2 separate regions of the Mus musculus genome follow, and region 1 is linked to region 2. A link is a loop called in an ENCODE intact Hi-C map of the cell type or tissue named here. Cell type or tissue: left cerebral cortex. All regions are shown on one strand. Links, peaks and the distances in the headings refer to the core of each region. The heading gives the core; the rest is flanking DNA.

Region 1 (8,334 bases), core at 288-8,287, 67 kb before region 2:
CACAGGTGAGTGACTTCTAAATTAACAGTCTCTTTGACTTGAAAACTTCGTCTTTCCCACACACTGGCCAATGCCTATAGACCTCCCTTTTTTATGATGTCAGTGTTCCTAGGAGAACTTCTGGGGAGGGTCCCATGGGTTATGATGAGTCTGGAAAAGATCAGCTATCGTTCCATGCTGAGCCTCTGCAAGAACCAGACTCTTTTACCTGAATGAGGAGATCGGTAGCGGAAATCCTCTTTGGTCAGCAGCAGGAGGGCCTTGCCATTCATTTCGAACTTGTTGCTCTCAATGGGCCTTAAAGAAAACTCATTTTCTGCCCACTTGAGCCACTGGGCTACGTCATCTCTGCTCCAGTAAATCGGCTGCAAACCTGTTGGACAACACAGGACAGAGAGAAAAGATCTTGTCAGCTGCACAGTTGGAACAAAGGGGGAAAGGTCGCAGAATAATTAACAGAACGGAGTCTCTCTGTCTCAAGAGCGCTTGGGTTGAGTCCCAAGGCCCGGCCAGGTTTGTAAGTACTTAAGTGTGGAGTCACATGAACTTTTTACTTAGAGGTAAAGTGAGGGGAACCCCCTTTCCATGTGTTTCAGGGGACGATAGGTCTGAGGCTGTATTACTTTCAGGTTGGCTCAAAAGTGGCCCTGGGGGGTGGGGGGTGGGGTGGTATGCAAGGAGGCCTGGAAGCATGACAAGTCTCAATGCATTTAGCTGGAGACTCAGAGCTTTGAAATGGGAGTGTTCCAGAGCTGACCTTGTCCCTCCCCAGAGCTGCCAAATGATGAAGGTCTTGAAACTTTTTCCAGGAAGAGACATTTACTCAGCCTCTGGGAAGTGGCAGGCTAGCCTCTGGCAAAGGCAAGGCCAGGGTAACACACAAAGTCCTTTCCTTCCTATCTGTCTTGCAGATGGACTCAAAGTGGGCCACACAGTGGCTCAGGCTGGGACTCTAAGAGGCAGGTCGTCTGTATGTTTATTTAACTTTGGTGCTGTGGGCAATTCTGATACATCCTTCAAGTGATTAGGACAATTGTTCTCAAAGTGTGATCATGGGACCCAGAGAGTTCCCAAGACCTTTGCATGTTATCTACAGCAAAGACTCTTTGATAACAATAGTAACATTTTTTTCTTTTACTCTTATTCTTTCATGAGCACATACAGAATGTTCTAGAAGTTACAGACCTGTGCTATCACAACACTCGGAATACAGAAACAGAGATGTGAATCCAGGCATCTTCTATTAACCTGGATATTGAAGAGGTTTGTAGAAGCATATAGAACTGTTGTTTGCACATGTCTTTTGAAAAATATACTTTAGATAATATATTAATATATGCTTGGCTGGTTTGTCAATAAGTTAGCAAATACTTTTAAAAGTCCTTTATAGTATGCTCAGTATTGTTATAAGTTGTTGCACGTAGCTATGAGCAAAAGCTCTTTGGGAGGAGGGCAGTCTTTGATGATTATTTACAACTTGAATCCTGACAGGGAGTCTGTCAGGTTTTATCCTCGGAAGTCACAGAATCAAGAGTTCAGAGAGAGAGCTCCGTGAGACCAGTGTTTGCACACTGGGGCTTCAGTCTCTGCAGGTGAACTACTTGAACTTTGGAGGATATGTGGTACATGTCTTTCAAATGTGCTCTTCAGCTCAATTCTGGAAGAAACTGCTTTTTGAACTATATGATCACCAGGATAGGCTGCTGAGAGGGGGGAAACGATTGGCTCAGATCCCAGGGAGACCACGCCAGGCTGTGAACATGATTGCAGAGCCTTCTAACAGGCTCTAGTGCAGAAAACGGTTTTGAAGAGCCGAAGTCAGTTTCTTCTAAGTCCAAGGAAGATTCCTCACAGCCAGTTAATTGGCTGGGCCAGGTAGATAACACAGCTACTTCGACAATAATGCAAGGTAATGCATGGGCCTCCTGGGCTACGTAGTGAGTTCCAGGCCAGCCTGGCAACCTAGTGAGATGCCATCTCAAGTCAAATGAGGCCTGATGATATTGCTCAGTGGTAGCATACGTGAGGTCCCAAGTTCAACCTCACTTCCATGAAACCAAAACCAACCAAGCCAATTCAAACCCTAAGCATTTGAGTGTGTTTTCCTGTTTTACATCTAATGGCAATGTCTTTTTCATACATAATCAAACAAGTGACTGTAGTATGTGACCACTTTATAACCTTTAGAAGGGAACTGGACCACTAAAGGATTTGAGGTTCTATGTTTGGGTTGTTACTGGCAATGCCCATTCAAAATGGTTTATGGACACAGAAAGTGCCTGCCTGTTCCTAGTGGAGTGTGAATGGTGGCAGGCTATCCTGGGAAGACCTTCGGCTATTTCCTACTCTCAACAGTGTCCACTTGGACAAGAACAGCATACCAAATTGTGATTTAAGATGTTACTGGGTAAGTGGGAGGATGATTCTATCAAGGATGGGTAGAGGTTCCAATCCGGCTGGCCACAGGAAAGCACCTAGTGGCCAGAGGGCTTGAGCAGAGAGCTTCTGGGTAACGCAGGGAAGTAAGTGGATGGGGCCAGCTTGCTGAGGTGTCAAAGTAAATACAGAACTGAAGCCTGCCTAAGAGGGGAAACGAAAGTTAGAAAGTTAAATGCTGACGTTTCTACCGAGGACAAACTAAAGCAGAGAGGTGGGTGACAAGGGGGCGGGGGACACAAACAGTAATTTGAGGTTCTTTATGTTCGATGGAAGAAAACCGTCATGAGTAATCTTTTCCCTAAATACAAGAAGAGTCACACACTCCCAACAACACTGCTGGGTAAGAATAACAGTTTCTCTTCTCACTTCCCATTAATCTCTCCCACAGCTCAGCCTTGAAGCAACCAAGGCCACAGCACCGTGGAAACCCCCTTACCAGGAGCCCACAAGGAGGCTCCCGGCACGTGTACAGCTGGGCGGCAGGTTACAGAGAGCACTTGGCAGCTAACCAACAGTGACCCTGACGCTGCAAGCTACCTGCTCCAGGACACTCAGTAAATCGATCAGCTTGACTGCACTTCCATTAGCCTATGGAGAAGGTGGGCAGCTCACTGAGCCAGAGAGAGGCTGGCTACATTGCGGGTGCTGCATGTCAAATCCCTCAGCTATTTCTTTTTTAATTCAACGGTGTAAAAGGGCTGGGACATAGCATATGCTTTGGAATTCTAACTGAGAAAAAAAGAGCCTACTTCCTTCAAGGGCCCTAAAGCCCCTATGTTGAGGAATGGAACAGAGCAGGTACCTGGAGGTAACGCTGAGGTGATGGAGATAATTTAATTGACTAAACAGTCATTTATGAAGCACTTCTCTGCACTTAGTGCTGTTCAGAGCATTTCAGAAGCATCAGTTCATTTAACTGCATGCTCGTATAACATTTGAGATGGAAGTGCACGTTAGAAGATGGAGGAGACCTGATGCGTCCCAGGGAAGTACCCCACACTTGTACGGTGAGAGCAACAAGTAGAGCTGAGATCTGAATCCAGGCAATCCGATGCCAGATTCTGTTTTCTTACCCAGGCACTTTCCATCCACACTCAGAATTAAGACTGGCTTTCAAAAAGACGGAGGAAACCAACTCCTTCCCACCCAACACTGAGATCCTTGGCCCAGGCAAGTTATCAGCAGATTGAAGATAGGAAAAAAAATCTGCAGATCTCAGGGAGACAGATTTATGGCTAGGAAGAGGAGGGAGGGGCAGGTGGAACGATACTTTGCATGTGTCTGGGAAGAAAGCGCTGCTTTCACAGGCTGCTCAGCGACACTTGCTCTTGACTCTCTGCCCAACTCCCAGCTGTGGGTGGGTCCAAGGCTGCTGAGAGGGGAGGGATGTGTAGGATTTGTTTCGTTGTCAGTTCTGGCAATTTGACTCAACAAAGAAAGAATATATATGTTAATGATTAGGAAGAAGAGAAGGATGGGAAGAGAGGAAGGGAGAGAGGGGGAGATGGGAGGGAGACAGAGAGAGCTCCTTATGATATTATTAGCCTCTGTGTGCCAATGTGTCATGAGAACCATTTAACTATGACCAGCGTTCATCACGGTGAGAATTTTGTATGGAGGAACTGAATTGCTATGAATGAGAAAATCACTAAGACCCCCACTCCCTTCTTTCCTCAGAGGCGAGATCAAGTTCATGGGCTCACACATAACCTTCAGTGATACATCCAGACTCTTAAATTCTCATAATTTCTTCAATTCCACGTTCAAATTGGCCACCACATTCATCAGGTCATCCTAACCTCATGCCCAACTTTCTGAGTTATGCATAAACTAATGAGAAAGCTGACCAGGAGTCAGGGGCCGGGATTTCCTTCCTACATAAGCTGCTAATGAGCGTGGGATTCTAGGCAACCCACTTCATTTCTCTGTTGCTCAATGGCTCCATCTGTAAAATATGGGGCTGAAGAGTATGTGATCAACAAGTTCCTGCATGGCTTAACATAGCCAGCACGCACTACTGAATTTGAACCTCAACTACCAAACAATACAGACAGCCAGGATGCTATTTCTTTTGCTATAAAACTACTCCACACTCGTGATCAAGATCTTAAGATTCTGTAGCTTTTCGAAGGCTCTTCTGAGTCATGGAAGGGAGATTAGTGTTATGTTCTAATTCTTTGCAAAGTTGTCAGCCAGCCATGGCAATGCTAAACCTAACAGCTTGCCCCTTTAAAAAAGCCCTTAACTGCTTTTTGTGTGTCTCCTAACTCACAGGAGCCCTGCAGTTGGCTGGGTTCTCATTTCAGTTTAATTGAAATTGAATGATCTGAGTTGGTAGACATTGTTTGAGCATTATTATGCTCAAGTTCCTTTAATTTGTGCGTGTGTGTGTGTGTGTGTGTGTGTGTGTGTGTGTGTGGTGTTTGCACTGGAACTCATACAAATTCAAGTGTTCTATTACTGAGCCAAACCCTAACTCCCAACTCAAGGCTTCTCAACACTTTAGCCATTGGTGAAAATATCCTTCCATGTTAAACTCTTCATATTTACAAGAACTTGCTCTGGACCCCATGCACTGGAAGGCAGAGTCCAGAATGTGAGAGGCAGACGCCACAGCAATGCTCTGATTCAACCCTGGTCCCCATAACTTATTAGGAAACCAAGGCCTGGAAAAGCTAAGCCATACCACGCCTGGTCAACCTACACCAGAGATCCATGTGACCTCATCTCCTGACTCAATGACAGCAACTTTATGACCCTTGACCCAGTCATGTCTAGTGACTAGTTCCTTGATTGCTTGGCTATCCTGCCTTAAAACAAGCAGCCCGTATCTACAGTTTGCAGATCTCTCCGCATCTCTGTCCCGTACTATCTGTACTATCTGACAACACAGGAGCATGACTCAAGTTTTCCCCTGCCAGGGCAATGAGGCGGACAGGCAGTGAACACTTAAATCAAACCAAATCACAATGATGACTATGGCTCTTGCTCTAACAGGTGAGATCATTCCGGCCCACAGAACTGGAAGAGGTAATGCTTGTGCTGTTGGCTCCTTCATCCACTTAGGGATTCCACATCTGCAATACTAATTCTCAAATAGATTAATAATAGCAGCAAACACAAGCACTTACTGCAGGTCAGGAGACGCTGTATATATGCCATCCCCATAATTCTCTTAACCCCCTAAGACAATAATGAGCAGTGCAGCACAGAGAAGTTCAGTGACTGGATAAAGTCACATAGTCAGAAAATGGAACCAAGTGGTCTGATCTGATACAACCAAAGCTCACAATTATTATACACACCTGCCTCTCTCTATGCGACCGTTTCGTACTTTGGTAGAAGAGAAAGGTACATTAACAATTTAATAAAACTTGCATGGTGATGTTGTAGCTCTCAGCACCAGTGTGGAACTTGTATTTTCTACCTGTGTGACCTTGTGCAAGTTACTTAGCCTCTCTGTCTCTATTTGGCCTGACTGAAAAACATGGAAAATTTTCCAGCTGCAAAGCACCAGAGTCACATATGGCATGTTTATAACTTTTTTAGCAACATGAAAAACCAATGCTTGGTACTGAGAAAGCATTTCCTAAGAACTCGCCCCTGTGTTCTATGCTGACATTAATGGTGACACCTTTGCTTGCACATAGAAACCTGGTATTAGGAATAATCCCACTGTAAGAATGTCAATTTCATCACTCTTGCGTGCTGCACGCCACCCAGATAAGGATCTCTTTCTACTATCATCCCTATTACAAAGCTTTGATGGGCATCCATCATCCCATGGGTCAGTGAAAGCGCCAACCAGGTGAGGCCTGAGAAGCTAGCATCTGGTGACACACTAGGCCCCCTCCAATTAATTTCTTAGCTATTAACCCATCTACACACTCATCAATAAGATGGAATGCTTTTCCAAAGCTCAGAAATATAGCGAGTATAAAACTTTCAGCAACTTTACTGAGGACTGGTGTCTGGCCCCATGGGGATAACTTGCTCCTGAGTGTTCACACAGGTCTGACAGTCTGTCCTGAACGGTACTCAGGGTCCCAACCAGCCTCACTGTTTTGGTTTGTGTACACACTTTTCCTCCCCATCTACTCCTCATGTCAGATCAGCTCGGCTTGTGTCTCTTCCTCTTCCCACTGCTTCAAGGAAAACTGTTGGGATAACTGATCTTTCTGTAGAGTTCTCTGGCTTGACATGAGTCTGCTCTGCATAGAACTCTGCTTTGCTCTCCCAACGAGCCTACCCATCTTGAATGCTCTGAATGATGGTCATCCCCCTGGATGGATGAGAGGGAAGGGTCAGGGGTCAATAGTACTGTTTTCTCTTTGCCTGTGTTGCTGTTACCATGTAAGTCGTAGCAGGCCAGTAACAGGTTTTTCCCAAAGTCCCCAACTTTGTCCATTGCTGTCTGAAGTTACCTGCCGCTCACCTTGTCTTAATATTTTATACCTATGTCATTTCTTCTTGATTGTTTTTCTTTTCAGAGACTTGTTTTATTACCCACTACACGGCTTTTTAAAAGTCGGAGCTCATTAGACCTATACAAGATTGCGGAGGAGAAGCTGGCATACCATGCTGGCACACAACTCGGTGATATTTTAAGAGCTTGATGAATGTCAACTTCTGAGAATCTACCTTAGAGAAATGGCTATGAATGCAGAAAAATTCATGCACAAAGATGTTAGTTTTTTTAATATCAAGTGTTATTTTTAATAGTAGAAAACAGAACATTAAAAAGAGAGCAGTCATTTACTGACAACATTTGTGATAAAGTGATGCAATTGATAACAGTATTCAGAAAGAATACACATTCATACGGAAAACTAGAATAGTGTATATACTCACAGACTCTCAAATAATGCACAGATGTTTTATAGAAATATTAATAGCAACTGTCACTTAGTAGTAGAATTATAGGTGACATTTACTGTCTCTTTTACTTTTTGTATTAAGTATTATTCTCTGAATAGGGCACAGTCCTACTAAATTGCTCAGGCTGGTTTTGAACTCCAAATCTTCCTGCTACAGCCTCCCGAGCAGCTAGGATTACAGGCGTGCACCAGCATGCTCCAGTGGCGTTATTACATCTACATAAGATGTAATGTTCTGTAGAAGTTTAGAAGCTGGTTGAGGTGGTTCAGTCCTGGATCCTAGTATGCAGGAGGTGAAGACAGAAGAATGAGAAGTTCATGGCTAGCCTGAGCTTTATTCGATACAAAAAGAGAAAAGGAAAGGAAAGAAAAGAAAGAAAATAAAAAAGAAAAGTTGCGCTCAGTAGGGACCATTCCCTCTACAGCTGTATCTGATGATTTGGGTTTTGTTTTCCCATCCTTTTAGCATCTGTTAGCCATGTGCAACTACTAAGTCAGAGTCTCAGTTTTGAGTGCACTCCAGTTTTCCTGAGCTGTGTTGTAGCATTTTGATTCAGGGGGTTCTAGGGAGTTTCTCTCTGAAGTTTAAAAGTTTCTAGTTACATCAAGAAAATACCTCTAGTTTGTCTTATATCCGTGATTCTAAGTTCATGCTTCCATCCCCAGCAGAAGTCCCCATCACTTCTACTTTGCCAGCCAATTTCTGTCAGACTTGCATCAAAGGACAGAGCCTCCCTCGGTCTCTTCTACCTTTGGAAAGATAAAACTTCCAACTATCCGGTACATGTGCTAAGAGTAAAATGTACATACATGTAATGGTGTGTGTGTGTGTGTGTGTGTGTGTGTATGTGACACTTCTCAGCGGTGTTTACATAGCACTCAGAACACAAGAGGTCCACCTTCACTAAGGCCCTGGCATACAACTCAAGATCCTATTGCTAGATGACTCACCTCTGGGCTGGCTACCCTATTGTGTAGCAACTTCTGAAATAAAACATTCTTTCCAGAAATGAGGGGG
Region 2 (8,334 bases), core at 277-8,276:
CCTCTTACCATGAACTCACAATGCTGCGACACAGGCCAAACAGGAACAGGGCTGTGAAGCCTTAACTGTTAGATGCCATTGAAGTGAAGTTTTCCCCTGAGATTTGCTCCTAGATGTCACTCTTATAAGTGGCTTAGAAAGAAAAATTGGTTTTGATTGAAAAATAGTTTGGAAAATATATATATATCCCCCGCCAAGGGAGAATTAGCAATGAGAAGATGAACAATTAATTCAAACTGTGTAAGTGGCAAGTTATAAAATATTAGAAGCATGCTGGCATAGACATAAAGCTTATTTATACAAAGAACAATGAATAAAATCAATCGCAAGATGGAAAACAAATGTCCAGAGCCAGGGGTAGCGGCCCCTGACAGGCTGAGGCAGGAGAATCACTGTTGAGATGGGAGTCAGCATATACAATGAGACCTTGTCTCAAAAGCAACCAATGTACAATGATGATGTTGAAATGCTGCTATCTAATTAGTAAGTATGATGCTTCACAGAAAAATAAAGCTATATTTCCTGTAACTGCCATGCTCCTGCATACAAGAGGTGCTCAGTACACACTGGTTTTGATGAACCATGCTCGAAGTTTTTGCTTTCTTACACGGAGTTCCCCTCACCTGTTCATTTGGTACTCGTAAAAATGAGAATTATGGTCCAACCGTGCCGATACAGATAAGGTGTCCTCAGTGGATTAAGTCTTAACTGAAGAGATACACATCTTAACCTTGGTCTCTACCATCATTAGTTTCTTGCTTCATACAGGGCTACAGTTCCAAGTACAGTGCATCACCGTAAGCTCAGCACTAAAGACGTGCTCATGTGGGTTCACACGCATTCACTGGAGGCCAAAGGTCTCCCTCGAGCATCGTTCCTTGGGAGCCATCCACCTTGTTTTGCCATGTGCAGCTCTCCTTGGCCTGGGGTTTGCTGATTACGTAAGGATGGATGGTCAGTGAGTCCCCAGGACCCTGCCTGTCTCTACCTCCCCTGCACTGCGATAACAGGCGTACACCAACAACCCTGGCTTTTTCATGTGTGTTCTGGAGATAGAAGTCAAATACTGAAGCTTGTGTGGCAAGCACATTACCCACACAGCTAACTCCCCGTATCTGTGTCTGTAAAGCGATGACAGAGCCGCCTACCCATCAGGCTTGTGGAGAGTAAAACCGAGGGAGCAACCTGTTACAGCTGCAGTTGACCTTACACCCTGTAAACCTCGGGAGATGACGGGCAGGACAGTTTAGCAGCCCTAGTATCACAACATAGAGACCATCGAGACTGCATGCCGTCTTTCAATTTCCTTTGAACAAGAGTAGCCATGAAGGGCAGGTTTAAATGAACAACCATTTGGAAAAGTCCTGGGTGTCCTGTGAGAAAAAACCTGGTGCTTCAAAGTAAGTCCTCTTGAGGAAACTCCCGAGTTCAGCCACAGTCCCCATTATTTCCACGTCAGCATCACCAGAAGCCCCCAGTGATAACTCACTACAGCTGGTATTTCTGGGAAGCACCATATTTCCCTGCTTACCTCACACACACTAACAAAATCTGTTTCCATCCTTGAGGCAAGTTTCTCCATCTGAGATGCTGTTGTTATATAGGACACATGTCTTCCTGACTCCTTAGAGTAGAATTTATAAACAACCACAAAAGCCGGGGCCTGTGGCTAAAGAGATGGACAGGGTCTAAGAGCCCATTCTGATCTTACAGAGGATCTGAGTTCAGTTCCCAGCACCTACATTGGACATCTCACACCCATATTAGGAAGTTGCCTTGAACTATGTACAGCTCGAGGGAAATTGGACATGTTATTCAGTTTCTGCAGGGAGTGCCCACAAGTGCATACATGAGTGCGCTCGCGAACACACACACACACACACACACACACACACACACACACGTTATTCAGTTTCTGCAGGCAATACACACAATCTTAGTTTAAAAGGCAGGACCCTTTAAAACTGATTATAATGTGAGGATTGCAAAGAGACAGGTACATTCAGAGTCCAGCTTCTTCCAGTATTATAGATGAGCAACTGAAGCTCACATGGATAAATAAAATTGAGTAACAGTCAGGATTGGACTCCAGCCTTTGGTCTCCAGGTTCAACACTCTTCATTCTCTGCTTCATTGCCATTCTAAATGTCTAACTTGTTATAGTTTTCTCCACCAAGCCTAGTTGTATAGGAAGAAAAATCTCTAATAAATATTTACCAAACTGATCTGTAAATATAATTTTACTATCTTAGCCCAGTACTGGGCCTCAACCCCAAAAGAGTCCATTGGTGGATTAATGAAAAACCATGATGGAGCTCTGAGTGTTTACAGAGTATGTTTGAGATCGCAACCTAATTTCTATACAGGAATGAAGAAAAGCTGTTGCTGTGTTCACTGTAAGGACAAGGAAACTGAGGCCAAGAGGTTAAGAGACTTGGCTGCATTGCTGGCTGTATAGTGCTAGAAATGACAGTTTAAAATCGTTGGTTTCCAAGGTCTGTAAGTTTTTGATCCTACTGACCTAGGCCTAACGAATAATGGCTGTTCTTACACACTGCCCAAAAGATGCTGTTATCTTTTTCTCTCTTAATTTGTTTTTTTCTAAAGGCAAAGAAAGAAGGAAAGAAGGAAAGGAAGGGAGGGAAGGAAAAAGAAAAGAAATGTAGGGTGCTGGGGTGTAATTTAGTGGGAGAGTAAATTGCCCAGGATGCACAAGGCCCTGAGTTCTATCCTTAACCCAACCCTAACAAAAGAGGGGGAAAGGAGGGAGAAGAAAAGGAGACACAGAGACAGACAGACAGAGACACAGACACACACAGAAAAAGAGAGAGAGAGATAGAGAAAGAGATGCGTACTCAGGAGGTGACAACAGGAGGATTACATCACGCCCAAGGCCTAGTCTACAAGGTGGGTTCTGGATCAGTACCAGGGCTATGAAGCAAGACCCTGTCTTAAAAATAAAAACAGCAACAAAGGGAATCTTCATATCAGTGTACAAGACAAAACCAAAACTCCGCTACACTGGCTGACTGAAGTGCAAAAAACTACACGCTCAGCACAAGACCGTCATCTGCCCAGTGCAGAGAGAGCTCTATTTTCTTGAACAAAGCCGGCTTCAGACCAGCTCTGAGATAAGAATAGCAGTTACATGGACTGCCTACAAGATTTTAAGGGGCAGCTAAAGGAACCAGCTGAAGCCATCTTCAATCATTGTTTTCAATCATGTCAAAAGAAGGAAAGAGATCACTCCTAAGTCTGGGCAGCCTCGGGCTTTACCATCACCTACAAGGAGGCTCCAAGCACTCCTAGGATGGGCGAAGCTGGTAAGGAAAGGTGACAAGAGGCAGGAAGGATGCCCCAGGCCTCCCCGAGACTGCTCGAAGCCTGTTAAAGACAGAGATGGTGGTAGCTAGTGGTGGGGGTGGGAGAGGGAGCATGTGGGAGACTGTGAAGGAAGGTGTGGGGGGACAGATATAACCCAGCATATAGAAACCTGTCAGGATGGGATTTATTTCTGTTCTGTGAGGGGGTATAATAGGGCTTTGCCTGCACTCTCAATAGCTGTTTTGAAGTGAACCCGGCTGGTATATCTTTAATTTGTCATTTCATTATGAAACTGTTTCCCTTCCAAGAAGCCTTCACGTCAGGAAGCTCTGTCTGCCCACACAGGAAATTCCTTTGCTTCAACTTCCCCAAAAAGGAAATTTCCCTCAGAAGTGAGCCCAGCATATGCCTTTGAACAAGGCTGATTCAAGAAACTTTGGCAGCCGAATCCCAAAAACACCCCTGGCTTTCAGCTGCTGCCGGGACCCAGGGATAAACAGTTGGTCTCTGGGCCAGTGGGTGGGGACCCCACCAAAGCTCTCCATTCTCTGATGCCGCCCTTGTCCTCTACTGCAGCCTGTGGGACGTGGAGAGCTTAAATCTGCCAGGAAGGATTGAAGTATCTGCATCCAGATCCACAGAGACAACAGATAGACCACACACACACACACACACACACACACACACACACACAGACACAGACACACAGAGGCATCCCAAGACAGTGTCGGCACACACTTATCAGGATCGCACATAAGATTTCAGATTTTTGCCAGAGAGGACAGGATTTCAAATGAGTAGAGCACACATAAACAACATGGTAAGTAACAGACTCCCAAAGGTGTCTATCACTCAAGAACCTTTACCTCGGGTGATGGGATTTTCCACATAACTTTTCCCAGTGAAGATTCTCGGCGAAACATGGGAGGCGGGAGATGGGGGGGTGGGGACGGGACGTGGGGAGTATCTCCAACCACATCCCTGTAAGAATTAATCTCTCAGACATCGTGAGAACAGCTAAGTGGTGAGAATCCAGAGCAGCTGTGCTATAGAGAATTTTATGAAGCTTCTGAAGAGAGAAGCTGCCAAACTTGCATTTAAGTTTTTAATTTTCCATTTCAAATCACTTTATTTAAAAAAAAAAATCTGTGCAAAGGACGGATCTATCTAAAGCACAAAAAGAAGAGACGGTGTTGAACCTCAGACTGGGTGTCAGGCAGTGGCCAGTGAGAGACGGAGACAGATGAGGAGCTAAGGCGGCCCTGGATTTTCACCCTGCAATTAGAGGGCACTAGAACGGCAGCCTGCTCAGAGCTGATCTTATTACACTATTTATGTGCCAGGGCTCTGAAGAGATATTATTTACCAGGAAACAGAGCCGTATTTAAGAGACGGATGAGAATCATGAAGCTCACTGAAATCTCAATATATGAACCTTGAGGTTTGGGGTTGCGGTAGCCATTTGCTGTGAGGTGGTTTTTTAAATGTTTACTTTGGTGAGTTATCCTATTTTTCTGAAATTTATGAAGTCTTAACCGCAGTTGAGTCTCAGAGGGAATGTGACACTGTTTTTCATTCTTTTCATCTAGATAATAGGGCTTTGGTTTATACTGGGAAGGAAGGAAGACAGAGTCTGAGAGGCCACTGGACTGGCTACCAGCTCTGTGAGTGGCGCTGGCTGAGCTTGCCTTTTTAACCTCCTTAAACTGGACTTTTCATCTTAATGGTGAGGAGAAGGAAATTCAGTTCACAGGGCTGTCAAGAGGACTCAGCGACAAAATGTCTTACATGCGTGTAAGTTACCCCGGTAAGGTCAAGATCTTCCTGACCCCCTCACTGAAACGTGAATTCACGCGCCCCTTCTGTGTGTGAGGATCTGTACCTGCAAACTCACTGTTTCTGCCCAAGGACACAAAGGGCGTGGATCCTCAGCATGATGCTGGCCTTCAGATGCTCAGCTTGTCTGGTCAAGATCATCGCTGGCATCATCTAGAGATAGCACCCGAGCATGCTAAGCAGTAGGACTGGGTGCTCTTCTCAGCCTCGGGGCTCCAGGTTTAAAATACTTTGTCTTCATCAAGCAAGGGACCTGGATTTTGTCCTGCTTCACTCGTCTATCTCCTGAGCAAAATTACAGACGTTATTTCCAACTTGATCCTTGGCCTTCCACGTCAGCTACAGATCCCTCCGATACAAGGGAATTGAGAAATTTAATAAACTAATTTGCATGAAGAAAGGACGTGGGTTAGTCACCATCTCTATCCAAGGCACTACCTACCTACATTCCTGACTACTTTTAAAAAGTGGGGCTAGGGGCTCAGAAGAATTGCTTAGCAGCCAAAGCACCCACTGTTCTTATAGATACCCCAAAGCACCCTGTGTGTGCCAGTTTAGTTCCTAGCTCTAGAGGCATGTATGTAATACACATATATACATAATTACGAGTAACTTACTGACACACATAAAATAAATAAATCTAAAAAAAAAATGTTTTAACGGAGCTAGGTGGGAACATGCCTGATGCAAAAGGAATGCTTTTCAGAGGTGGAAAGGCAGGCGCAGAGAAGTTCATTACAGCAGATAATTCACACTCAAGGCGCTCATAGTCATTTCAACTGGGGGACCACATTCCCTGCTTTCGCAGAACACTGGCCCGGTTCAGAGGCAACTAGAAGCCCTCTCTGTCCTGGGTGCAGCAACAGGCACTTGGGAATCTGAATCTTCCATTCAGCAAACAAAGATGCCAATAGGCAGAGAGTGGCACAGCTGTAGGTACAATGTCAGCGCTACAATACTCCATTGTATCCGCCATGTTCTTTCCTCATAATGTGTGGGTGGTAGAAACCATCACAGGAGTTTTGTGATGTAGACATCTGGATTAATAGCTGCTATAATCCCAAAGACACATCTGTGTTCATATGTGTGCATGCATGCACACACACATGTATACACACAGACACACACACAGACACACACACATGCACGCACAAGTTTATCTGAAGAAAAATTTTCTCTGCCCATGAATCAAAAGAAAACTTTTTTCAGTTTCAAATATCCAGTTGGCAAAGGACAAATGTGTGCCATTTTTTGTTAGTCTCAAGTTTCAGTCAGCATATGATCAGAACATTCAAGTAGTTTGACTGTAATCTCCTTGTGTGCTGGAAGGAGGGGGTCTGTGTCAACATGCCTGGCTCATCTCCTGCTTGGGATTGAACTCAGGACTTCATGCACACTAAGCAAGTTCTCTACCAACTGATCTACTGATCATTACAGCAGATAATGTCCCCAGCTCCAAGCATAGTTTGAAAAGAACATTTATAACCCCACAGTCTCAGGCAAGGAAACCATCTCAGAGAATTTCTACTTTTGTGATCTTAAAAATACCTTCAAGTGAAACTCCAAATACTTGGGTAAACGACTATGTACACCACATCCAGGGCTTAAGGTCAGGGAGAGTCTCACATGGAATGTTTAAATGGGAGTTACAAATGGGAGCGAACATACGGTCAGGGATTCTGTGTGGTGGCTTCACTGCCAGCCTGAGAGAAGCATTTCCAAATGATGGAGAAAAGGCACTGTTTTCTCCACACTCTGTCCAGATCTAGTAAGAAAGTACCCCCCCCAAAGCTGGGGGGGGTGGGGGTGGTCAGGGGGCAGAATACAGAGTCATCTCATTGTCGTCGTCGTCCCCCCCCCCATATCAAGAGTGCCAGTTGGCACCAGGTCCCTGTACTTTTCTTCCTAGCGTATCTAAAGTTGGTGACTCATTAGCAACAACAAAAGGACAGAACAAAACCCTTTATAAGTTTTGTTCACAAATCACCGTGCTCTGGGCAATCCCTTTCTTCCAAATCTTATATCCCCTTTGGACAGCCCATGGCAACTCATGGATGATTCAAGCAACTGGTTGGGATTCTCTGTTTAGAAAGAGTTTCTTGGGTGTGAGTCTCTATGCCCAGGGGACAGCCTAAGTGTCACAGCTCCTCTGCTGCTGAGGCCGATGGAAATGTATTTTAAAGCTTCGCTTCAAAGCCTTCACTTTAGAAGCTGAAAGCCTTCAAGCCTCTGCCAGCTCGGCCTTTTTTCCCCATAATTAATTAATGCAGTATTAATTGTGCATGTGCTATGAGGCTGGCTGAAGCAGGATCCTGTGGGCCCTCTGTGCTGATCACTGGCCCTGCAGAGCCCCGGTGGGCAGCTGGGGGGGGTGGGGGGTGGGGGGGATTCACGCTGCAACTTTCGCAGACGACAACATAAGTAAACATGCCCTGAGTCATGAGGGGATTCCCACAGATCACACAGCCAGGATCAAGCAGTTACAGGAAGCTACACCTGTGTGCGATGCTCTGGGCAAAGGGCCAGCTCACAGGCAATTCTCAGGTCATAAAGGGGACTGTGAGAACGGAGGAGCGGGCCTAAGGCTAAGCTGCCGGGCCCTGGGACTAGCATTAGGAAGCACAGCAGAGCTGGTGGCAGAAGCCCTGCACGGCACCTGAGCGGGCATTCACTTCCACCTCATAAAAGCATTCCCTCGTGTCAAACACACAGGCACCCCAGAGAAAAGTCCAACAGAGCCAGACCCTAGATTTCCATACTTCCTTGTAGGGCATCCTCGCAAAGCAGTCACACAGCACAAGCGGAGGATAATCCCCTGCATCATCGAAACACTACCATCTGCACCAAAATTGGCGGCTGAGGACCGGCAATCAGACGAATGAGCACCATCCGTGTGTCTGTAGATAGTGCTTGGTAGTTGAGAAGCACACAGCTTCTCTGGAATCAGAATAGTATAATCTGTGAGAGTCTGGAAGGACTCGGGAACCGTGGGCTGGAGCTCCTTCATTTTACAGATAAACTGTTCCCCAGGAGAGCGAATTATCTGTGGCAGGGATGACCCACATCACAGCCACACGGGGCCAGAAGCTCAGAGACCTGACCGGGAGAGCGGCTGCCCTGGCAGTTGTACAAACGTGCCAGCATGATGGACACAAGGGAGAAACTGAGGCCCCA

What was found. A loop is a pair of places that touch in the nucleus more often than their neighbours do. Peaks named below come from ENCODE experiments on the same cell type or tissue, not always from the same donor. Only the 100,000 strongest peaks of a DNase experiment are listed, where the experiment ranks them.
Region 1: it touches region 2 in a loop (4-fold over the local background); 3 of 42 quality-filtered maps call a loop at or near these places.

What each region holds. Positions count from the first base shown.
Region 1 is chr6:134,214,904-134,223,237 of GRCm38, reverse strand. Etv6 (ets variant 6) reads right to left here. Exons shown (of 8, transcript NM_007961.4): 3 at 209-373. Gm38908 (a long non-coding RNA gene) reads left to right here and starts at 369. Exons shown (of 3, transcript XR_869493.3): 1 at 369-1,263; 2 at 2,828-3,038; 3 at 3,517-8,334. In left cerebral cortex, for the core only: no CTCF peak of the experiment used is centred there; DNase peaks (open chromatin) are centred at 2,699, 3,693, 4,503 and 7,009; H3K27ac peaks cover 1,696 bases.
Region 2 is chr6:134,147,487-134,155,820 of GRCm38, reverse strand. All of the region lies in intron 2 of Etv6 (ets variant 6), which reads right to left. Among named protein-coding and RNA genes, the nearest start is that of Gm52920, 35 kb to the left of the region's middle. In left cerebral cortex, for the core only: no CTCF peak of the experiment used is centred there; DNase peaks (open chromatin) are centred at 3,675, 4,415, 6,040, 8,070 and 1 more place; H3K27ac peaks cover 3,624 bases.